Regions from separate parts of the Homo sapiens genome. Here region 1 is linked to region 2. Evidence: read pairs that join two places in POLR2A ChIA-PET (ENCODE). Cell type or tissue: GM12878. All regions are shown on one strand. Each heading gives the region's core, and the rest is flanking DNA. Links, peaks and the distances in the headings are about the cores only.

Region 1 (12,585 bases), core at 1,432-9,431, 420 kb after region 2:
CAAGGAGATCGCCAGTGACCTCAGTAAGAACTGTTTCAGTGGCCAAGCAGAAAGTCACTCTGGCAGATCGAGTGGCAGGGAAGGCCATGGAGACCTTTTATGTAGTTTTGGGGGTGAGAGTGTTGAGATAGATAAGGCTGATATCAGCTGCAAGGTGGTAAGAAGCTTTTTTTTTTTTTTTTTTGAGACAGGTAGGCTATCACAGCTCACTGTAGCCTCAGCCTGCTGGGCTCAAGCAATCCTCCCACCTCAGCCTCTCAAGTAGCTGGGACCACAGACGTGCACCACCACGCCCGGCTGAGTTTTTGTATTTTTTGTAGAGGTGGGGCTTTATGCCATGTTGCCCAGGCTGGTCTCAAACTCCTGAGCTCAAGCAGTCTACCCACCTGGGCCTCTCAAAGTGCTGGGATTACAGGCATGAGCCATTATACCCAGACACTTTTTTTTTCTTTTTTTAATGGGAGAGGCTTTGAGCTTGTTAGGAGCCAGTGAGAAGGATCTGGGGAGAGGGAGAGGCTATGTTTACAAGAGAGAAGGGACTGTGGATGGTGTGGGCTCCTGAGAAGACAGGAGGAGCTGGATCCAGAGTGCAGGTGGCGGGGGCCAGCCGCGGCGGCAGGGCAGGGCAGGGCAAGGCAAGGCAGAAAGAAAGAAAGGCCAGGCGCGGTGGCTTATGCCTGTAATTCCAGCACTTTGGGAGCCTGAGGCAGGTGGATCACCTGAGGTCGAGAGTTCAAGACCAGCCTGGCCAACATGGTGAAACCCCGTCTCCACTAAAAAATACAAAAAATTAAGCCGGGCATGGTGGCGGGTGCCTGTAATTGCAGCTACTGGGAAGGCTGAGGCAGGAGAATAGCTTGAACCCAGGAGGCGGAGGTTGCAAGTGGGCCTAGATCGCACCACTGCACTCCAGCCTGGGCAACAGAGCGAGACTCAAAAAAAAAAAAAAAAAGGAGGAAGGAATATATAGAGAAGAGAGAGAAAGAGAAGAAAGAAAAAAAGAAAGAGTCAGGCGCGGTGGCTCACGCCTGTAATCCCAACACTTTGGGAGGCTGCGGCGGGTGGCTTATGAGGTCAGGAGTTCGAGACAAGCCATGACTAACATGGTGAAACCCCATCTCTACTGAAAATACAAGAATTAGCTGGGCATGGTGGCACTCGCCTGTAATCCCAACTACTTAGGAGGCTGAGACAGGAGAATCGCTTGAACCTGGGAGGCAGAGATTGCGGTGAGCTGAGATCCCGCCACTGCACTCCAGCCTGGGTGACAGAATGGGACTCTGTCTCAAAAAAAAAAAAAAAAAAAAAAGAGAGAGAGAGAGAAAAGGAAGGAAGGAAAAGGAAAGGAAATGAAAAGAAAAAAGAAAGCAGGCCAGGTGCAGGGGCTCACGCCTGTAATCCCAGCACTTTGGGAGGCCGAGGCAGGCAAATCACCTGAGGTCGGGAGTTTGAGACCAGCCTGACCAACATGGAGAAACCCCGTCTCTACTAAAAATACAATAATTGGCAGGGCATGGAGGCACACACCTGTAATCCCAGCTACTCGGGAGGCTGAGGCAGGAGAATCACTTGAACCCGGGAGGCGGAGGTTGCAGTGAGCCGAGATCACGCCATTGCACTCCAGCCTGGGTGACGAGTGAAACTCCAAAAAAAAAAAAAAAAAGGAAGGAAGGAAGGAAAGAAAAAAAAGGAAAGAAAAAGGGAAGGGAAGGGAAAGAAAAAGGAAAAAGAAAGAGCTGGGTCAGGGGAGAACAGAGATCAAAGGCAGAGAGGACTGATGGGCAGGAATGTGGGGCTTCCTCTGTGAGCATTGGCAGGTGAAGACAGAGATGTGAGGCCTGGGTGACATGTTCTCATCTGTCACTCTGGGATTACAGTCAGGGGGCTCATTCTGTGTGGCTGGGATGAGATTTGTATTTTAGAAAAAGTAACTGAGTGGGGTGGTGGCCAGCCTTCCCCTGGCGGGAGATCAGGGAGAAGTCTGTATCCACTGTCCCCAGGAACTTTCACCCCAGCTCACTTAGGAGAGGGATTCAAGAAGCTATCTTGGCTTGGCTTGCAGCTCTCTAGGTAAAAATATCTCCAAACGAAGGAAGGAATTTTTCCCCCAGTGCACATGCATTTGCAATTTATGCAAAGGAGTAGATTGCTGTTGCCTCTGCACAGTTCCTGCCTTCTAAGTAACAAAGACACAGCAAGGCCGGTTATGATTTACAATCACCACAGCCCTCAGATTAGTGTTTCGGAGCTGACGCAACCAGGTGGGAAAGGTATTCCTCTTATTTTGTTCTTATTATTATTTGTTAATTAGCTGCATGTAACTGCTACACAAGCAGAAGTCCTGTAATATTTGACTTGGTGTTTGTTTGTTTGTTTGTTTTGAGACCGAATTTCGCACTTTCACCCAGGCTGGAGTGCAAGGGCACGATCTCAGCTCACTGCAACCTCCACCTCCCGGGTTCAAGTAATTCTCCTGCCTCAGCCTCCTGAGTAGCTGGGATTACAGGTGCGTGCCACCACGCCCAGCTAATTTTTTGTATTTTTAGTAGAGACGAGTTTTCCCCATGTTGGCTAGGCTGATCTCGAACTCCTGACCTCGTGATCCACCCACCTTGGCCTCCCAAAGTGCTGGTATTACAAGTGTGAGCCACTGCACCGGCCTTGACTTGGTTTTCTAATAAAAAATAATAACTTTAAAATTGAGATTGTTGCCGGGCGCGGTGGCTCACGCCTGTAATCCCAGCACTTTGGGAGGCTGAGGCGGGTGGATCACAAAGTCAGGAGATGGAGACCATCCTGGCTAACATGGTGAAAACCCGTCTCTACTAAATGTACAAAAAATTAGCCGGGCGTGGTGGCGGGCGCCTGTAGTCCCAGCTACTTGGGAGGCTGAGGCAGGAGAATGGTGTGAACCTGGAAGACAGAGCTTGCAGTGAGCCGAGATCACGCCACTGCACTCCAGCCTGGGAGACAGAGTGAGACTCCGTCTCAAAAAAATAAAAAAATAAAAAAATAAATAATAAAATAAAATTGAGATTGTTTATAAGACACTGAATCTGATTTTTTTTTTTTTAATAGAGATGGGATCTCACTATGTTGCCAAGGCTAGTCCCAAACTCCTGGCCTCAAGCCATCCTCTGGCCTTGGCCTCCCAAAGTGTTGGGATTACAGGCATGAGTGACTATACCCAGGCTACATCTAAATTTTTTAAAAGATATATTTAGGCCAGGCATGGTGGCTCACGCCTGTAATCCCAGCACTTTGGGAGGCCAAGGTGGGTGGACCACATGAGCCCAGGAGGGTATGAGACTAGGCTGGGCAACAGGGCGAGACCCTGTTCTCTACAAAAAATACAAAAATCCACTGGGCATGGTGGGATGCGCCTGTAGTCCCAGCTACTCGGGAGGCTGAGGCAGGAGAATGGCGTGAACCCCGGAAGTGGAGCTTGCAATGAGCTGATATCACGCCACTGCACTCCAGCCTGGGCGACAGAGCGAGACTCCATCTCAAAAAAAAAAAAATTCATTTAAATCTGCACTCACCATCGGAGGAAGAGACGGCCTTTTCCAGGCCTGGGTCATAGCCCTGAATACCCCGGTTTGTACTGATTTCCTTCCCCTCCTCTACTAAGTGGGTCCTGAGTTCCCAAAGGGCAGGGACCCCAACTTCTTCACTTCTGCATCCCGGAGCTAGCACAAAGCCTGACATAGACTAAACGTTCTGTGAATAAATAAGTGATGAACCCTGGCTGGGTGAGGGCATGTCAGATGTGGGATGGATGGATAAATGGGTCTAGCTGGTTATAGATAAATGAGTGAATGATTGTTGGGTGTGAGGATGAAGGAAGGCCAGAGCCATGCTGAGAATGGGAAGAACAGCCCCCACTCCATGTCAAGTGGAGAGAGCAGCACCTGTGGGCCAGTCAGGGAGGCCTTCCTACCAAAAGAGGGAACTGAGCTACACTGTGAAAACTAAGGAGGACTTGGATAAAGCCAAAGGGAGGCCCAGCGCAGTGGCTTATGTCTGTAATCCCAGCATTTTGGGAGGCCAAGGCAGGAAGATTAATTGAGGCCAGGAGTTCAAGACTACTCAGGGCAACATAGTGAGACCCAATCTCTACAAAATATTTTAAAATTACCCAGATGTGATGGCACATGCCTGTAGTCCCAGCTACTAAGGAGGTGAGGCAGGAGGATGCCTTGAGCCCAGGAATTTGAGGTTACAGTGAGCTGTGATCACCACATTGCACCCCAACCTGGGCAAAAGTGCAAGACTCTTTCTCAAAATAAAATATAAAATAAAAAATAAGGCAAAGGCAAATGAAGGTAGGACTTTAACTGCTGTTACAGCCTCTTGGGGGCAGGAGCTGATGGGAAATACAGGATTGAGCCAGATCCTAGTGGGCCCTCGGTGCCAAACTAAGAAGCTTAGACTGTTAAGCCTTCTATTAATTAGCCACTATGTATCAAGTCTAATTGTCTGTTAGTTTATGTGATATCTCTATATCCCCACAACAACTTCTCAAGAGAGGGATTATCTTCTCTATTTATAGTTGAAGAAATAGATTCAGAGAGGGAAAGTGACTTGCCCTAAGTCACACAGCAGAGCTGGAATTTGAATCTGAGTTTAAATGACTACAAATCTGCTACTGCTTTAAAAAAAAAAAAAAAAAAAAACCTCTCTCTGTTTTCTATCAATAAGGTCACAGAGAACAGAGGGGGTTTGAGTGGGTACCACTTTGGCTGGAGATGATATCACCTCTTAGGTGGATTTTTTTTTTTTTTTTGAGACAGAGTCTTGCTCTGTCACCTAGGCTGGAGTACAGTGGCGCGATCTTGGCTCACTGCAGCCTCTGCCTCCCAGGCTCAAGCAATTCTCCTCCCTCAGCCTCCCAATCTGCTGGGAATACAGGCATGTGCCACCACACCCAGCTAACTTTCGTATTTTCAGTAGAGATGGAGTTTCACCATGTTGGCCAGGCTGGTCTTGAGCTCCTGACCTCAAGTGGTCCGCCGACCTTGGCCTCCCAAAGTGCTGGGATTACAGGCGTGAGCCACTGCGCCCAGCCTTAGGTGGAAATATTTGGCAGGGTGCCTCCTCAGCTGCACCATGAGCCTGGATTGCTCTGTCACAGCCTCCTCCGTCCTCTGATGGAGACCTTCTCCCTTAGGGCCAGGTAACAGCTGAGTCAAGAACATCAAGCTGGACCCCAGAACACCAAGGCTCCCAAGGCCAGGCAGAGTCAGGGTGGAAGGAGGAAGAGTGGAGTGGAGGAAGTGTGGGATAGGAGCAGCAGACAGAGACCGTGGCAGAGGCCCCTGGACAAGCCTGGGGAGTTTCTCCCCCAAGGCCAGCAGCTGATGGAAGTCAAGGCTGGAAGGGCCCTTGGAGATTACCTAGTCCAGTGACTTCCATGCATGGAAGAGGAGCCCCAAACCCAGCGGGGAAAGTGGGCTGCCCAAAGTCACCCAGGAGTCAGAGGCAGACTTCCCACCACAATTTACACCTCTTGACTCCCTTACCAGTGCCAAGATGGGAAAAGGTGGTGCCAAGATGGGACAGGTGGCTGAGAAAGGCCTATTCTGCCACCAACCTGCTGTGTGACCTTGGACAAGTCACTTCCCCTCTCTGAGCCTCATGTTCTCTTTCCTCAAAATGAAATAATGATTCCAGCTCTGCCTTTCTGCCAAGGAGCATCCAGTGAGAGATGAGCTTTACAATCTGCACATCCCTGGGAGGGGAGTCACCGACAAGAGGCAGGCTGGTGCCAAGTGGGTAAATGCCAAGGTTGGGCCTGGCACCACCAGGCTTCCCTCACCACCTTACCCAAGCCTGCAGCTTCCTTGGTCTCTGCCCAAGCCTTGCCATCTGTGTGGTAGCATCAGCTCCACCTCCTCCTGCCTCCCTGCCTGGAAAAAGGCTTCTTATATCTTCTCACTTTATCTGAATATTCCCTCCCCCTCCCCAGCCAGACCCTCTTCTCTCCTCTTCTGTTGTAGTTAGGACTCTTTGTTGCAAATGACAAAAATCAGCAGGACAAGGAGGGAGAACCAGCTTTAGGCATGGCTGTATTCAGAGGCCTGAAAGATGGCTCAGGACATTCCCTTGTGTGTTCAGTCTTCCTCCCACACACACTCTCTCTGTACCTTAGCTATGGCTTTCTCCTCAGGCGGGCCATCCACCTGAGGTGGCCAAGGCAGCCACCAACAGCTCCAAGCTCACACCACACCCATTCAGGTATCCTGGCAGGATAGCAGCTCTGTTCTGATTGTTCCAGCAAATATCTAGGGTGATTCTCAGGGGCAGAGCATGGGGTGAGCGCCTATCCCTAAATTCATCATTGTCTTTGATTATTTGGCTAGACTTGGCTTACCTGCCCACCCCAGAAACTAGAAATGAGTCAGCCCCACTCAAGCCATGTGGACAGAGTGGTAGGAGGTGGTTCTTTAAAGCAAAATTTGGCTGGGCGCAGTGGCTCACGCCTATAATCCCAGCACTTTGGGAGGCTGAGGTGGGTGGATCATTTGAGGTCAGGAGTTCAAGACCAGCCTGGCCAACATGGTGAAACTCTGCCTGTACTAAAAATACAAAAATTAGCTGCGTATGGTGGCAGGTGCCTGTAGTCCCAGCTACTCGGGAGGCTGAGGCAGGAGAATTGCTTGAACCTGGCAGGTGGATGTTGCAGTGAGCTGAGATAGTTCCACTGCACTACAGCCTGGGCGACAGAGCGGGACTCTGTTTAAAAATAATGATAATAAATATTTAGAAATAAAAAATAAACGACCATTTTATTTAGTTCATGATTCTGTGGGTCAGCTGGGAGATTCTTCTGGTCTGGGCTATGTGTCTGTGGTCAGCTAGTGACCCGGGGTGATCTAGCATGGCCTCGCTCACATGGTTGATGGCTGATGGGCTATTAGCCGGGGTGCCTTCGCTCTCCTCCCCGTGGCTTCTCATCCTCCAGCAGGTCAGCTGGGGCTTGTTCACAAGGTGGTCTTGTTATAAGTGAAGCAAGTTGGCAAGCTCCAATGAACGCCGTTTTTTTTTTTTCTTTTCTTTTTTTTGAGACGGGGTCTCACTCTGTCGCCCAGGCTGGAGTGCAGTGGCATGATCTTGGCTCACTGCAACCTCCGCCTGCTGGGCTCAAGAGATTCTCTCACCTAAGCCTCCCGAATAGCTGGGACTACAGGTGCGCACCACCACACCTGGCAATGGTTTGTATTTTTTGTTGAGACGGGGTTTCACCAGGTTGCCCAGACTGGATGCATGCATTTTTCAAGCCTTTTTCAAACATGGTTTGCATTGTGTTTGCCAAAGTCCCTTTAGGCAAAGCAAGTCGCATGGGCAAGCACAGCATTAGTGTGGAAGGGCACTACTGAAGAGCATGGAAATAGGAAGAGGAGGATTCGAGGCCAATTTTGCAATCTATTCCAGCTCCTTCAGGGAAGGGGAGTGAAAAGCATTCCTTCTCTGTAGCCCAGGAATGCCATGGGCCAGGGCAAGCTCCAGATGGGGATCCTTGGAAGAGGTGACTCGGGCTCCAGGACTTCCTTGCCCTCCAAGGCTAGGGGTGGCAGTCTGGATTCTGATCCCACCATCTTCTCCACATGGAGAAGGTGCAGGAGCTTGAGCCGCTAGAGGGAAGGGCCTCCTTGGCAGGGAGGAAGGTGTTCTGAACCCTCACTCCTATCACCTTTCAGCCCACCCCAAAGTGATGATCAGGCTTAAGGACCCCCCAGCATCCCTTTGGTAGTGAAGGACTGGATTGTTCTGAGGCTTATGCCTCATCACCATGGTAACTGGTGCCACCTGCTCCCCAAGGTCAAGCAGGAATCCCTGTCCTTCCCTTTCAGGGGGGTGACAGTGGCCTCAGCCTGTCTCTTCCACAGGTGGCTGCGCTGGAGCGGCAGATCTTTGACTTCCTGGGCTACCAGTGGGCTCCCATCCTAGCCAACTTCCTGCACATCATGGCAGTCATCCTGGGCATCTTTGGCACCGTGCAGTACCGCTCCCGGTACCTCATCCTGGTACGGCTCACCTAGCCCCTTCCCAAGCCAACTCCTCTCCTCACCCCTGCCCACTCCACCCCTCCCTGCTCCTCAAAACCAGAACTGCCCCCCAACACTGGGGCACTGGTCTTGGCTCCACCCAAAACAAGATGGGGTGAATGTGCACAGCCCCATGCTTCTTTGCTCAGAGGAGACAAGGGTTTTTTTTTTCCTGAAGAATTTTTTAGGGAAATAATCCAAATATAAACAAAATGGATCATGTAGTGAGTGCCTGGCACGTGCCAGGCACGCTGCGAAATTTCACATGCTTCATCTCATGTCTACAATAGCCCTGTGAGGTAGATCTTAACAGCTCCATTTTCCAGATGAGGAAACTGAAGCTCAGAAAGGTTGCGAGTCTTCCTAAGGTCACACAGCTAATGAAAGCAAGGCAGGATTAGAACATCAGATCAACAGTGAAGGCTCCTGCTGCGGCACCACACGGCCTCAGGAAGGGGTGGGCGCAAGGACACAGGAGGGATGGGCTTCATCTTATTTAGTTTCTCAAGAAGCTTCAGGAAGGCTTGGCATTTGTCTCTCTTGCCCGATGTACATCAAGGATGTGTTCTGGAGCAGCTAGTGTGGCTTTGAGGTCAGTGCCTCCCTGCACTCCAGCCCCAGGAGTCTGGGTCTCTCTCCTCCTCCCCGACAGCCTCTTCCCAAGTCCTGGTCCCTGATAGTCTCTGTCAAACTCCTGCTTTCAGCTAGATTCACCCATATTCCCTGCTGTTCCTCAGTGACCTCTTCACATGGCTCTCTTGAGGGAAAAGGCTTTTCACTAGATTTACTACATACATGCTTGACACCTACAATCACAATGACATGCAATGTCATGCTGCCTCCAGAGCCCACACACACTCATTCTAGGACTTCTCTCCCCACCTCCACAGGCTCAGTTCCCAGAAGCCAGGTGAACAGGACCCTAACAAGGCTCTCTCTCATCTGACATAAGAGAACACTTCTCTCCAGTTCTCAGGAAAGCCCCAGACACCACTGTCAACAACACTATCTGCCAGGTGACAGCCACTAGAATTGCAGGCACAGGACTTGGGTAGAAGCATCCAGGTCTCAAATCGACCCTAACCTCCTCTCCAGCTCACTACCGTGGGTGGAATGCTGTTCTCCCCAGAGGTGGCCACATTCGGGATGTGGGAAAACTGAGGGGCCCAGGGGCCTCAGTGCTGACCTAGCATTGCTGCTCCAGCATTGCTGCTCCCAGTCCCTCCCATCCCAGCCCTCTCCTTCCAGACAGATGGAAAGATTGCTGGAGCGGGGCACATTGACCTGTGTCATTCAAGTACAATTTATAGAGCAAGGAAGGGAGGGAGGAAAGTGATGGAGTGAGGGCATCCAGGGCCCAGGCTGGACTCCCGTTCTATGCTTGGGGTCTCAGTTTGGTCTGCTCACCCCAGCCTTTCTCCAGGCCCCATCCATGATCCTGCCTCCACCTGCCCTGGTTCCCTTATACCCAGACTCCAGCCACAGCCATGTGAGAAGATGTCACACACATACTCAGGCACAAGGCTGCAGGATAACCTCCTGTCTCTTTTGGTCTAAAGTTCCCAGCATCCACTGCCCTCCAGCCTGGGTGACAGACCAAAATCTTGTCTTAAAAAAAAAAAAAAAAAAAAAAACACAAAAGAATTAAGACTTTTTTTTTTTTTTTGAGACGGAGTTTCGCTCTTGTTGCCCAGGCTGGAGTCCAGTGGCATGATCTCAGCTTACCACAACCTCCACCTCCCAGGTTCAAGTGATTCTCCTTCCTCAGCCTTCCGAGTAGCTGGGATTACAGGCATGTGCCATCATGCCTGGCTAATTTTGTATTTTTAATAGAGACAGGGTTTCTCCATGTTGGTCAGGCTGGTCTCAAACTCCCGACCTCAGGTGATCTGCCCACCTTGGCCTCCCAAAGTGCTGGGATTACAAGCGTGAGCCACTGCGCCTGGCCTCTTTTTTTTTTTTTTTTAAATATGGGTTTTCTCCATATTGCCCAGGCTGGTCTTGAACTCCTGAGCTCAAATGATCTGCCCACCTCAGCCTCCCAAAGTGCTAGGACTACAGGTATGAGCCACTGCACCTGGCCCATTTCCTATAGTCTTAATGGGTTCATCCAGCTATTCTGTGCTAGGCATTGGCATTGCAGTGGTGAGCCAGGCAGTCAGAGTCCTCGCCCTCTAGTGGCTTACCACCTGGAACATGTTTCTGAAAGTGTCATCTGAGTCACAATCTCCTAGGGATTGCTTAAGCAATCCCTTTTAAACATCCCTAGAAATTCAGAATCAGTAGGTCTAGAGGTAGGACCCAAGAATCTGCATTTTTGACAAACATCCTTGAATGATTCCAGTATTCTAGAGACAGCTGGTCTAGAGGATGTTGTTAGCACAGTGGATGGGATTAGCTATCAGAGAACTTGATTTGAGTGGCAGCCCTACCTCCTCCTAGCTGTGTGATCTTAGAAACCTTAAACTTCCTTTCAGTTTTAAGTTAGTTCTCTCTAAAAGAGGGCAGTGCTGACCTTGCAGGGCTGTTGTAAGGCCTGATGGGTGTGTAAATGATTTGTAAGCTACACTGTGCTCTCTGAGTGAGGTATTCTCATAATTTCCCCTGCCCAGATCTCCTCATCCCTGAGCTCTGTCTCCATTGACACTCCCCATCCCCCACTCCCCAGGCCCCACCCTGATCCCACCTCTGCTTTCCCCAGTATGCAGCCTGGCTGGTGCTCTGGGTTGGCTGGAATGCATTTATCATCTGCTTCTACTTGGAGGTTGGACAGCTGTCCCAGGTAAGCCTCAGACCTGGCAGTGCCATAGGGCAGAGCCTGACCATTCCCATCCCCTGCCCTAAGGGTACTGTGGTATAGGACCAGAGCATCATGTCTCGAAGAAGTCTCTCTCTCCTTACATGCCCAAATAATCTGTGTGCCCCATTTCCTACTTACACAATTTATTTCTGGCTTCCTCAAACACAATGATGGAGCAGATAAGGCTGAAGAGCAGTCCATGTGAAGATGAGCCAGGGGTCCCAGTTGATCACAAGCTCAGTAAAAACCAACAGTATGTGGGAGCCCAGAAAGCTACTCTTAGGCCCCGCTAATAGAGGTAGAGTATTCAGAGCAAGGGAGGTGAAAATGCCATGCGCTTTGTAGTGCTTAGACCACAAAGATTTGGGTTAATTCTGATCAATATTTTTCAGAAGGGAAAGAGACTAGTTAGAGTTTGTTCAGGGAAGATTGAGCAGACCAAGAAAGTAGGACTGTTTCGCTTGAATAAGAGCAAGCCCAGAGAGACACAACTTCTATTTTTAGATATAAAAGAGGCAAAATATGTGAATTTAAGAGCATTGGCTTTGTAGTTTGACCCTGCTAGATTCAAATCCCAGCTCTAAAACCTTCTAGCTGTATTACCCTGGGCAAGTGGCTGATCCTCTCTGAGCCCCAGTTTCCTCATCTAGTAAGTGGACATAAGAGCAACTGCAACTTCATGTGGTTGCTGAGGGGATAAAATAAGGTCACACATCTGAGTGCTTGGCCCCTGGTCGGCAGGCAGTGAGTATTTATCTGTTGAATGAGTGACTGCATGGATGGGCACATGGGTACACACCCTGGGTAAGAACTTCTGATCTAGGCCAGCCCCTTCTCCATTTAACAAATGTGGAGACCAAGGCCCCAAAGGAGAGGTTCGCCCAGGGTCGCACACAGGGGGAGCAGTGGAGATACTGAATGGGCTGTTAAGGGGCTGGTACTGAGGATTTCACCTGTGGCTGGGAAATTGTTAATGTTCCTTCCAGCTCTGAAAATTCTGAGGCCCCTGTGAGTCCACACAAACCCCTTCCCATCTCAGTGACAAAAGAGTGAGGCCTGTGTGGTCATTAAGTGCCACCTGTTGGTCAAATATGGACTTGCAGGTGCAGGCTCCCTGAATCCCTTCACCGATCAATATAGTCTTCCTGGGCTGGGGGAGTAGCTCCCCCCTCCCTCTCCCTCACACTCAGTATCCCAGGCCCCTTTGCCCCCAGGACCGGGACTTCATCATGACCTTCAACACATCCCTGCACCGCTCCTGGTGGATGGAGAATGGGCCAGGCTGCCTGGTGACACCTGTTCTGAACTCCCGCCTGGCTCTGGAGGACCACCATGTCATCTCTGTCACTGGCTGCCTGCTTGACTACCCCTACATTGAAGCCCTCAGCAGCGCCCTGCAGATCTTCCTGGCAGTAAGTCCTTCTGTCCCCCACCCTACACACACTTCCCGATCCCTTTCTTTAGCTCTGGTTGAGGGGATGGGTTGGGCGCAGTGGCTCACGCCTGCAATCCCAGCACTTTGGGAGGCCATGGCTGGTGGATCACCTGAGGTCAGGAGTTCAAGACCAGACTGACCAACATGGAGAAACCCCGTCTCTACTAAAAATACAAAATTAGCCAGGCATAGTGGCACATGCCTGTAATCCCAGCTACTCAGGAGGCTGAGGGAGGAGAATTGCTTGAACCCAGGAGGTGGAGGTTGCGGTGAGCCAAGATTGCACCATTGTACTCTAGCCT
Region 2 (12,585 bases), core at 2,551-10,550:
AAATTAAGGGTCCTGGCACAGACAGACATAATCATACACATGCACATATTTAAAAATAATTTAACATTTTAAGAAGTCCAAGTGGTCATCATTTGTCAGACATCGTGACACTTAAGTGGCATTTGGTATTGTTTTTAGCCATGTATTGGTGCTGGGGGCTGCAAAAGATCTAAACCCTAAAATAATAAATAATATTAGTAATAAACAATGGCCATAGTAAATGTGTGCTGGTATGATTATTTTGACACAGGGACACACAAGTGGGGGAAGGAAAGAGGAGGGGCCTGTTCTTCCTGGGAAGTGTGTGTGTGTGTGTGTGTGTGTGTGTGTGTGTGTGTGTGTGGTGGGAAAGGTGGGGAGCTGGGGTTTCAAACTATAACCTGGATCACCAGACATTTAAGGAAAATATTTAGCAGGGCAGAGAAAGACCAAGATAAACAGAAAAAATTTCCAGAGGCAATTTGGGCTAGGTATTGAGGGGTGAACAGGAGCTCACAGCTAGCCTTTGAATGAGACATGCTAGGCAGGAGTGGGAGAGGAAGAAGGGGCAGTATTCCGGGTAGAGGGGACAGCATGAGCACAGGCATGGGGTGGACATGGTGAAAGGCCTGCTGCAAGCTAGTATGCCACAAATACTAGTTTGGCCTGAGAGTGTACCCATGAAGAGGAGCAATGAGAAACAAAAAGATGGGTGAAACGCTGGCCTCCAGGGCAGGCTGAGGTGCTTGAACTCAATCTATCCCAAAGATGATGGGAGGGTTTAACCCAGGTGCGACACAGACAGGTCGGCAGTTTTGTCCTGCAACTTAAGCAGATTTGAAATTAATAACACATTTTCCTTGTAAAATATTCAAACCATTCAGAATAAATGAAAAGCATTATTTTTATTTCTGTGGATTACTATTGACTCCTTATTTGAATATAGTGACTGTAACAAAGAGCCCCACCAAATGACAGTGGCTTTGAAAGTTGAAAGTGTTTTTCTTGGCTGGGCGAGGTGTCTCACACCTGTAATCCCAGCACTCTGGGAGGCCAAGGCGGGTGGATCACTTGAAGTCAGGAGTTTGAGACCAGCCTGGTGTCAACATGGTGAAACTAAAAGTACAAAAATAAAAAAATTCTACTAAAGTTTTCCACTAAAAAAATTTCTACTAAAAATACAAAAATTAGCTGGGCGTGGTGGTTTGTGCCTGTAAGCCCAGCTACTCGGGAGGCTGAAGCAGGAGAATCGCTTGAACCCAGGGAACGGAGGTGCAGTGAGCCGAGATCATGCCACTGCACTCCAGCTGGGCGACAGAATGAGACTTGGTCTCAAAAAAAAAAAAAAAAAAGGTGTATTTCTCTCTCCAGGGCTGGTCAGGCAACTCCAATGTCATCAGAAAGCCAGAATTCTGCCAGGATAGAAGAGTATCATGGTTACATGAACAGATTCTAGGACCATATTGTATGGGTTTAAACCATGGATCTGCCACTTACCAGCTGTGTGATCCTGGGCATGCTATTTAGCTTCTCTATTTTGAGTTTCATTGTCTGTAAAAGGGGATGATATAGTACCCATCTGTGGTAGGGAGAATAATAGATGTCTGAGTCCTAATCTCTAGAATCTTTGAATGTTACCTTACGTGGCAAAAAGGACTTTGCAGAAGTGATTAAACTAAACATTTTGAGTTGGGGGTATTATCCTGGATTATTTGGGTGGGCTCCATGAAATCCAATGATCCTTATAAGAGGGAGGCAAGAGGTCAGAGTAGTGATAGGAGATGTGAGGATGGAAGCAAGTGGTCGTGGTGATAAGAGGAAAGGCCCACAAGCCAAGGAGTGCAGGTGACCTGTAGAAGCTGAAGAAGGCAAGGAAATGGATTTTCCTGAGTCTCCAGAAGGAAAGAAACACTGATTTTAGATGTCTGACCTCCAGAACTGTAGAAGAATAACTTTGTGTTGCTTGAAGCCACTAAGTTTGTGGTTAATTTGTTACAGCAGCAATAGGAAGTGACTACATATCCCCATTGGGTTAAATGAGTTAATACATGCAAAACACTTTGAAAGGTGCCTGATGGATACTTAGCATGTATATAACTGTTAGCTACTATTATAATATTTATGGCAAAACTCTTGGCCTAGGCTGGGTGGAGTGGCTGACACCTGTAATCCCAGCACTTTGGGAGGCCAAGGTGAGTGGATCACTTGAGGTCAGGAGTTCGAGACCAGCCTGCCCAACGTTGTGAAAGCCTGTCTCTATTAAAAATACAAAGATTAGCCAGGTGTGGTGGTACACACCTGTAAGACCAGCTATTCAGGAGGCTGAGGTATGAGAATCACTTGAACCTGGGAAGCAGAGGTTGCAGTGAGCCGAGATCATGCCACTGCACTCAAGCCTGGGTGACACAGCAAGACTCTGTCACAAAAATTAAAAAACTCTCAACTTACGTCAGAGATGGCTGGTCACGTCCATAATTCAACTAAGTGGAAAGGCACATCACTTCTGCTAACATCAAGTTGACCTAAATTTGGTCACCTGATCACATGTAGCTGCAATGGAGGCTGGGAAATATAATTTTTGTCTGGGTAGCCATGTCAGGTGGTGTCCAGCTGAGATGTAAGAGTTCTGTGACTAAAGATAGAGGAAGGGGTGGTTATTGAAGAACTAACAGCATCGGAAACAATTCCTACTATGAAAGACGAGTTTATGGCCGGGTGTGGTGGCTTACACCTGTAATGCCCATACCTGTAATCCCAGCACTTTGGGAGGCCAAGGCTGGCAGATCACTTGAGCCTAGAAGTTCAAGACCAGGCTGGGCAACATGGGAAAACGTCATCTCTACAAAAAATACAAAAAATTAGCTGGGCTTGGTGGCAGGTGCCTGTAGTCCCAGCTACTTGGGAGGCTGAAGTGGGAGGATCATCTGAGCCCAGGAGATTGAGGCTGCAGTGAGCTGTGATTGCACCACTGCACTCCAGCCTGGGCATCAAAGCAAGACCCTGTCAAAAAAAAAAAAAAAAAAAAAAAAAGGAAAGGAAAAAGAAAAAGAAAGAAAAGAGATGAACTTAGCAAAGGTAACTTCCCTCCAGAGTTTGGTTAGATACAAATATTTCCAGCTGTTTTTTCTTGTGCCATTAATTTCATGCACTATCTGTTAACTCCCCACTGTGTAAGACGAGACATCACTCTTGCTTTCTCTCCTAATTCCTTTTGCTAAACTGCTACATTTGCATCTAGTTCTATATCCATAATTAAAATGTTCTAGTTTTGTGTATTGTCTATCTCTGAATTTCAAATATTGAAAATCAATAAAGTGTTCTTAAACAATATTATGATTATATAAACATTATTCTCTACAGAGCCAAATAGAATCCTGGGACACATAGAGAAGGAACTATAATCTCACAGTTTAAATACTGCTCAAAGAGAAATGATCCAGGCTTCAAGCTCAAGTCTATTCTCCTCCACTCCCTCAGCTATTCAGAGTCATAAGACATTTTAATTCACTTCATATTTGGACCATGACTTTCTTACACAATTTCTTGTTCTCATGAAGTTTCTAATTGCTTTCCTCTTTTCTCCTTGAGAGAAGAAACATATGCCTTTTAAGTCAAGTCATTAAAATCTTCCAGCTTCTTAATTACATTATTTGTTGAATGAAGCCCATTTTCTTCCTAAAGACGTTCTTCTCCAAACCCTCTGACTTCCTGTTCTAATTTTGATGGATGGCTTTATGGACCTCTGGTATTTCTATTCACTGTGCTACTGGGTTAATTCCACTGTTTTGTGAATCTGTTATGTCTCTCTTTCTTGAATTATGTCCCTTTATCTCAAGTATATTTTCAAATAACATTTTTAAAAGGGGTGCATGGAAGGAAAGCTTTCTGAATCTTGGCATGTCTGAAAATGTCTTTAGGTTGTCCTTTCACTGACTGAGTTGGTGAGCATGAACCAGCAGGCTTAGGGTATGTGGCAGAGGGCAGATACACAAACAGACACTCCAGCCTCCACCCTGGGCCACATAAGGAGGGATTTACTCTAGACATCAACACTCCCTGTAGGCACTCTAGTCCTTAGGAAAAATATCACTCACTTTTTTTTTTCTTTTTTTTTTTGAGACGGAGTCTCATTCTGTCGCCCAGACTGGAGTGTAGTGGTACGATCTTAGCTCACTGCAACCTCCGCCTCCCAGGTTCAAGCAATTCTCCTGCCTCAGCCTCCTGAGTAGCTGCGACTACAGGCACGTGCCACCATGCCCGGCTAATTTTTATGTTTTTAGTAGAGATGGGGTTTCGCCATGTTGGCCAGGCTGGTCTTGAGCTCCTGACCTCAGGTGATCTGCCTGCCTCAGCCTCCCAAAGTGCTGGGATTACAGGTGTGAACCACTGTGACTGTCCAAGATGACTTAATTTTTTTAGAAAGCTGTTCCCTCTCTTTAAAAATCTCTCCCCTCCCTGTATGTTCCAGATGTCTGCATTTGTTAGGGGGTGGGGTGTTGATGGCAAATACTGGCTTGTTACTCACTAGGCTTTTACTTGAGTATTTTCTAAACTTTTGTTATTCTTATACCACATCTCAATTTTTGTGGCATCTTCTTGCTACTTTATTGTTATGTACTTATGTATGGTATGATGGTTAATATTAGGTGTCAACTTGATTGGATAAAGGGATGCCTAGATGGCTGGTGTTGTTTCTGGGTGTGTTTGTGAGGGTGTGGGCAGAGGAGATTGACATTTGAATTGGTGGACTGAGAGAGGAAGACCCACCCTCAATGTGGGTGGATGCCATCCTGTCGGCCGCCAGCAGCTGGAACAAGGCAGGTGGAATGAAGATGGGATAACTTTGTTTGCTGATGTTGAGCAACTTTTCATATGCCTGTTTGCCATTTGTATGTCTTCTTTTGAGAAATGTCTGTTCAGGTCTTTTGCCCATTTTAATCAGATTATTAGATTTATAGAGTTGCTTAAGCTCCTTATATATTCCTTTTTTTTTTTTTTTTTTTTTTTGTAGAGATGGAGTATTGCTGTGTCGCCCAGGCTGAGTGCAGTGGCTGATCTCAGCTCTCTGCAACCTCTGCCTCCTGGGTTCCAGCAATTCTCCTGCCTCAGCCACCCGAGTGGCTGGGACTACAGGCGCACGCTGCCATGCTCGGCTAATTTCTTTTGTATTTTAGTAGAGGTGGGGTTTCACCGTGTTGCCCAAGCTGGTCTTGAACTCCTGAGCTCAGGCAATCCTCTCGCCTTGGCCTCCTAAAGTGCTAGGATTACAGGCGTGAGCCACCGCGCCAGGCCGAGCTCCTTATATATTCTTGTCATTAATCCCTTGTTGGATGGATAGTTTGCAGGTATTTTCTCCTGTTCTGTGGGTTGTATCTTCACTTTGTTGATTGTTTCCTTTGCTGTGCAGAATTGTTTTAACTTGATGTATTCCTATTTGCCCATTTTTGCTTTGGTTGCCAGTGCTTGTGGGATATAATTCAAGAAATATTTTCCTATGTCTAATGTCCTGGGGAATTTTCTTGCAGCAGTTTCATGGTTTGAGGTCTTAAAGTTTTTAACTCATTTGATTGGATTTTTGTATATGGTGAGAGATAGGGGTCTAGTTTCATTCTTCGGTATATGGATATCCAGTTTTCAAGGGGGTCTCCTTTAAATAGTCCTTTTTCTCCTCACCCAGATTCTGACATGCTGGGAAAGAAAGCAAAATACGGGTTATGGAAGAACAATAGCCCTTTTATTGTTGATGATATAAAGTGGGGGCCTTAGTGGAGGACAAGAGCTAGAGTCTTCCCAGCTGAACCCCGTCACAGCCTCACTACCTACTAACAAGCATGACTTGATCCCACGCCCCATGTCATGGGCTCACAGCCTCGGTCATGCCTCTCCTGACCACTCTTGGAGTCCTGGTATGTCTGGCCTCATTGACAGAGTGGACTGAGTTTTTGCAGGAGCTGAAGAGACTACTGGAAGAGAGAATTTTTCTTACGGACCAAGGAGCAGGAAGCTGAGAGCTTGGCCCAGAAAACCTTGGTTATCAGAAGGGTGCAGTGGCTCACACCTGTAACCCCAGGACTTTGGGAGGCTGAGATGAGGGGATCACCTGAGGTCAGAAATTTGAGACCAGCCTGACCAACATGGTGAAACCCCATGTCCACTAAAAATACAACATTAGCTGGAGGTGGTGGTGGCGTGCATCTGTAATCCCAGCTACTAGGGAGGCTGAGGCAGGAGAATTGCTTGAACCCAGGAGATGGAGGTTACAGTGAGCTGAGATCATGCCATTGCATTCCAGCCTGGGTGACAGAGCAAGCTTCTGTCTTAAAAAAAAAAAAAGGAATAAATGGTATAAACCACTGGAGAGGAAGAAATAAAATGGTCATCTATATTTATAGATCATGTGATCGTCTACATAGAAAATCTAAGAGATTCTACAGACAAACTATTAAAACTGTTGAGAAGGTTCATGTTGAGAAAGAATTTTCCATGGGTCTGGTTCGTTTCTGGATGCCCTGCACACAGAGGCACTAACTGCCCTTTTGTTCTGGACTGTCTTCAAGGATGTTGGTATATCAACCATCTTTGGAACATATAGTTAGTGTGTCCTTCTTGAACAGGAGACTGATTACTGTCCGGCCTAATAATGTCTCCCTTTGTGATGTCAACCTAAAAAACAGAGAAAGAGGCTCTCTAAAAGAAAATGATATCTATTCGGGAATAGGCATTGCAATGGGAATATGTGTGCCATAGTATACTATATGCATATTCATGGAGATAAAGGCAAAAGATTTTGAGGGAAAAATGAGGAGGATTCCATCATTGTTCAAGATAATTATCCTTGGCTACAAGGATCAACAATAAGGACGGCACTAGTCTGAGGTTGGACAGGCAATTTCTGAGCAGATAGCCTTGCAGTATTTTGTGTGTAAGATTGTGATGGTTGTTGCAGTCTTTTGGGATAGTATTTGTTGTTGTTGTCGTTTTTTAGACAGGGTATCCCTCTGTTGCCCAGGCTGGAGTGCAGTGGCTTCATCACAGCTCACTGCAACCTCTGCCTCCCAAGCTCAAGTGATCCTTTTGCGTCAGCCTCCCAGGTATCTAGAACTACAGGCATGCACCACCACGCCTGGCTAATTGGGATAGTTCTTGTGATTGGGCAACTTGTGCGTGAGAGCTGTCTCTTCATGACCTTCTCCAGCTCTATTTGTCACTTTTAACAGAAGTGACTCCATTTTGATTCTGATAACTTTTACAGTAGCAGAGATCAGGGATTTCAGTTCCCTAAACTCAGGGTTCCTCTGCTATTATGCAAACTCATTGAATGTGCGTCATCTGTCTATACCACCCCCACTGCCCTCAACATCACTGTGGGACTTGGGGGGCAAGTGAAACTATTGACTCAGACATGAAACTGATGCTACTTCCTGGGCTGTGAGTAATAAAGTCCTTTGTCTCTGACCCAAGACTCTCAAGTCTTCTGCCAGCATCCACAATACTGTGACAGCTAAGGATCTGGGCTGGCCTCCTCCCACCTCTGCCTCCCAAAATGTTGGGATTACAGGCATGAGCCAACACGCCTGGCAAAAAGTTTTTAAGAATCAAAAAGTTTTAATAAAGTAAAAAAGTTACTGAAGCGAAGGTTAATTTATTTTTAAAGAAAATTTTAAAAACATATTTAGTGTAGCCTGAGTGTACAGTTTATAAAGTCTACAGTAGTGTATAGTAATGTGCTAGGCCTTCGCGTTCACTCACCACTCACTGACACTCAAGCAACTTCCAGTTCTGCAAGCTTCACTCATAGTAAGTGCCCTATACAGATGTACCATTTAAAAATCTTTCATAATATATTTTTATTGTAACCTCTCTATGTTTAAATATTTTTCGATACACAGCTACTCACCATTGCATTGCCTACAGTAACAGTATAATAACATGCTGTACAGGTTTGTATCCTAGGAGCAACAGGCTGTACCACGTAGTCTAGGTGTACTTGTAGTAGGCTATCTCATCTAAGTGTGGGTAAGTACACTCTGTGATGTTCACACAACAATAAAATCCTCTCTCGGAACACATCCCAGCTGTTAAGCAACAAACATAAAATGCTATTTATAAAAGACACCATTTATAAAAGCATTAAAAAAAACTATGGGATATCTTGGAATAAACCTAAGAGATAAGCAATATTTTTATGGAGAAAATTATACTTTCTTTTTCTTTTTTTTGAGATGGAGTCTTGCTCTGTTGCCCAGGCTGGAGTGCAGTGACACGATCTCGGCTCACTGCAACCTCCGCCTCAAGGGTTCAACAGATTCCCTTGCCTCAGCCTCCTGAGTAGCAGGGACTACAGGAGCCTGCCACCATGCCCAGCTAATTTTTGTATTTTTAGTAGAGACGGGGTTTCACCATGTTGGCCTGGCTGGTCTCGAACTCCTGACTTCAAGCAATCCATCCACCTCAGCCTCCCAAAGTGCTGGGATTACAGGCATGAACCACCATGCCTGGCCTAAAACTTTCTTGATGGTCATTCAAGAGACCCAGATAAATGGAGAAGTATAACTTGCTCATAGAAGAAAACACTTAATTGTAAAGATGTTATTTTTAAATTAACCTATAAATTTATTTTACTTTCAATAAGAGGTTCAAAGAAGAGTTTTTTAAAATTAATATCTTGGGAAACATGTCAAGCTTATCCTAAGGTCATATGAAAGAACAAATAGTTAAGAGTAGCCAAGGTAATTTTGAAGAAAATTAACAAAACGAGGAGAATCACCCTCCACATAACAAGATGTATACAACCAAAGTCATTAAGGCAGGGAGGTATTGGTAGAGGGATGTACAAATAACTGGATGAGATAGAGCTGAAAGCTCAGAAACAGAGCTATGCAGACTGGAAGTTCAACCTATGTCAGAGGTGGCATTTAAATCAATTCCCTCCAATACCTGGTGGTGGGAAAACTGGTTTTCCGTGTGGAAGAAAGAGAAGTATATACCTGTATCACACTGTTAACAAAACTCCCAAGGAATCAAGTCACCATGACTGAGAGCCAGCTAGAAACCATAAATAATAAACTTAGACCCCAAAGACTTCCGATATTGGATTTATCAAACATGGAATATAAAACACCATAATTGTGAATAAAATATTTTAGTAAATATAACATCAAATTACGAAAATGAGCAAGCAAAAAGATACTCTAAAAAATGATCAGGCAGGGCGGGCACAGTGGCTCACACCTGTAATCCCAGTACTTTGGGAGGCCAAGGCAGGAGGATTGCTTGAGCCCAGGAGTTTGAGATCAGCCTGGGCAACATAGCGAGACCTAGTCTCTACAAATAATAATAAAAAAAAATTAGTCGGTCATGGTGGCACACATCTGTGGTCCCAGCTACTCAGGAGGCTGAGGTGGGAGAATTGCTTGAGCCTAGGCGGTAGAGGCTGCAGTGAGCCATGATCATGCATGCCACTGCACTCCAGCCTGGGCAACAGAGGGAGACACTGTCTCAAAAAAAAAAAAAAAAAAAGTGATGAGGTAGATGTGGAAAAAAACAACTAAATAGAGACAATAGAAAGGAAAATGAGATACTGAAATTAAAGAAAAGAAAGAAAACCTGGTGTCTGGGCTGAGTATCAGGTGAGAAACAACATTATAATAGCCACAAGCTGGAAACAATCAGATATTTATCAACAAAACTATGTATGAGTAAGTTGTGTTATATTCATATAATGGAATAGTATACAGTGGTGAAAATAAACATATGATATTTATTCATAACAAAAAGAATAAATCTTAAAAAATGCAATGTAGAGTAAGAAAGCATGACAAAAATAATACACACTGTAAGATTCCATTTATATAAAATCCAAAAACAGGTTAAAACACATCTTTAGGCATGCACAGAGGACAAAGCCATAAAAAGTAAGCAAGACAATGATTACCATAAGGTCAGGGTAATGGTTTCCTTTAAGAGAGAAAGTAAGGGATTGTGATGGGATATACACAGGGAGCTTTTAGGAGTGCCTATCATCTTCTACTTTATGACCTGGGGGATTATGTAGATGTTTGCTTTATAATTGTTATTTAAGCTGTGCAATTGTATTTGATATGCCTTTCCATATTGTGCTGTATTTCACAATTAAAAAAATTTGAGGCCGGGCACGGTGGCTCGTGCCTGTAATCCCAGCACTTTGGGAGGCCGAGATGGGTGGATCACTTGAGGTCAGGAGTTTGAGATCAGCCTGGCCAACATGGTGAAACCCAGTCTCTACTAAAAGTACAAAAACTAGCTGGGCATGGTAGCAGGCATCTGTAATCCCAGCTACTCGGGAGGCTAAGGCAGATAATCACTTGAACCTGGGAGGCAGAGGTTGTGATGAGCCGAGATCATGCCACTGCACTCCAGCCTGGGTGAAAGAGGGAGTCCACCTAAAAAAAAAAAAAATATATATATATATATATGTATATATATATATACATATTTGAAAAGCACAGTAGGTTAGATATAGCTGAAGAGAAAGCTGAAAGACAGATATGAAGAAATTAACCAGAATTCAATAGAGAGAGACAAGGTGATGGAAAATAGAAAAGAATGTGATACAGGGGAAAAAATAATAGGATCTAACATGTTACTAAGCAAATTTCCAGAAAGAGGGAATAGAAAAGATGGAGGGCTGTTGAAAGACAAGAAGAATAGACATTTTTACCTGGACATATTGAATTGAAACTGGAAAACGCCAAAGCTGAATAAAAGCTATTGACAGCCAGAGAGGAAAAATAGATTATGTGCAAAGGAACTGCAATTAGGCAGACAGCAGATTTTGCAACAATAGCCCTTAAAGATAGAAGTCAGAAGAATGATATCTTCAAAATTCCTAGGGAAAAAAACTGTTCATTCGGAAACATGCACCCAGTAAAGACTATCATTCAAGAATGAGGATTAAAGTCATTTGCAAATTTAAAAAGCAAAGGGTTATGATCCAGTGAGTGCACTCTGGGGTGCTTATTCCAGAGAAATGAAACATTTTGTTCACACAAAACTTGCACATGAATGTTCATAGCAGCTTTCTTTGTAATAGCCCCAAACTGGAAACAACCCAGTGTTTTAGTATATGAATGGTTAAACAAACTATGGTACACCCATACCATGGAATACCACTCAGCAATGAAAAGGAAAGAGCTGTCGATACAACAGTCTAGATGGATCTCAAGGAAATTGTGCAGGGTGAGAAAAAGCCAAAAGACGGTCCCAAAAGGTTATGTGTACTGTGATTCCAGTTGTATAACATTCTTGTTATAACAAAAATTATAGAGATAGAGAACAGATTAGTGGTTGCCAGGGGTTGGGATGTTGGAGGGAGGGAAGTAGTAGTGGCTATAAAAGGGTAACCAGTTCCAATGATGGAATAGTTTGTATCTTGACTGTGATGACAGTCACACAAGTTTACATGTGCTAAAATTGCACGGAACCACACACACACACACACACACACAAACACACACACACACGTGCGTATAAAACTGGTAAAACCTAAATAAGATCAGTAGATTGCATCAATGTCATTTTCTTGGCTGTGCTATTGCACTATATTTATGCAAAATGTTACCATTGAGGGAAAGGGGATGTGAGGTATAAGGAATCTTTGTATTATTTCTTACAACAGCATGTCAATCTGCAATTATCTCAAAATGAAGTTTAAAAAAAATCTACCAACAGACTTACAGTAAAAGAATGTCTAAATATATACTTCAGAAAGGAAAAAAATGATCGAAAAAGATACCTGAGATGCAAGAACAAGTTTTGAGGAAATAAAAATGATAAACATGGAGATAAACCTAAACAAACATTGTATAGCATAATGATAATCATGATGGCAATTTGGGGGGCTGAAAACAAAAGGGACAGGACTAAAATGAAATTTGAATGTAAGGAGGAAGGGGGTGGCCATTGGAGCTGGAGTTTCCCAAGGACCTTGTATTGTTGGAAATAGGGTTGGAATATTAAATTTAGGCCTTGTTAAGTGTGCAGTGCAAAAATTTAAGGGGACCTACTCTAGGAATAGGAATAGAGTCAATAATTTCCAAATCAGTAGACAGAAAGGTGAAATAAGAAAACAAACAAAAGCTCAATCTACTTTTCAAAAAGGCAAGAAGGAAACCACAAAGTGGGACAAATTGAAAACAAAAAGCAACATGGTAGAGACAAGCCAAAAATAACACATTGACAATACACACTTAGAAGTGAGATGCTTCAAAACACCTCTTTTCATTATCGATTGACTAATCAGTAAAAAAATTAGTAAAGGTATGGAAAATTTGAACAACACAATTAACAAGCTTGATTTAGTGACATAAAGAGAATCCAACGCCCAATGCTTATTCTTCTCAAGTACACATGGAGCATTTACAGACATGGACCACATTCCAGGCAGTAAAGCAAGTCTTAATTTCAAGAATCACAGTGATACACACCATACTCTCTGGTCAAAATACCATTAAGAGTTGGTGACAAAGAGAAATAATACCCACATGTTTGGAAATTTAAAAACACATTTCTGGAAACAACCCAAATGTACATCAACAGTTGAATAGAACAATAAACTGTAATATATTT

What was found. Peaks named below come from ENCODE experiments on the same cell type or tissue, not always from the same donor. Only the 100,000 strongest peaks of a DNase experiment are listed, where the experiment ranks them.
Region 1: POLR2A ChIA-PET joins it to region 2 with 8 read pairs; 2 of 35 experiments call an interaction of 5 or more read pairs at or near these places.

Annotation. Positions count from the first base shown.
Region 1 is chr1:31,183,492-31,196,076 of GRCh38, reverse strand. NKAIN1 (sodium/potassium transporting ATPase interacting 1) reads left to right here. Exons shown (of 7, transcript NM_024522.3): 2 at 7,890-8,027; 3 at 10,750-10,830; 4 at 12,063-12,260. Among named protein-coding and RNA genes, the nearest start is that of NKAIN1, 50 kb to the left of the region's middle. RefSeq lists an enhancer at 11,801-12,095. In GM12878, for the core only: no CTCF peak of the experiment used is centred there; no DNase peak of the experiment used is centred there.
Region 2 is chr1:31,600,799-31,613,383 of GRCh38, reverse strand. No RefSeq gene overlaps it. Among named protein-coding and RNA genes, the nearest start is that of HCRTR1, 11 kb to the left of the region's middle. RefSeq lists an enhancer at 6,926-8,125. In GM12878, for the core only: no CTCF peak of the experiment used is centred there; a DNase peak (open chromatin) is centred at 7,333; H3K27ac peaks cover 998 bases.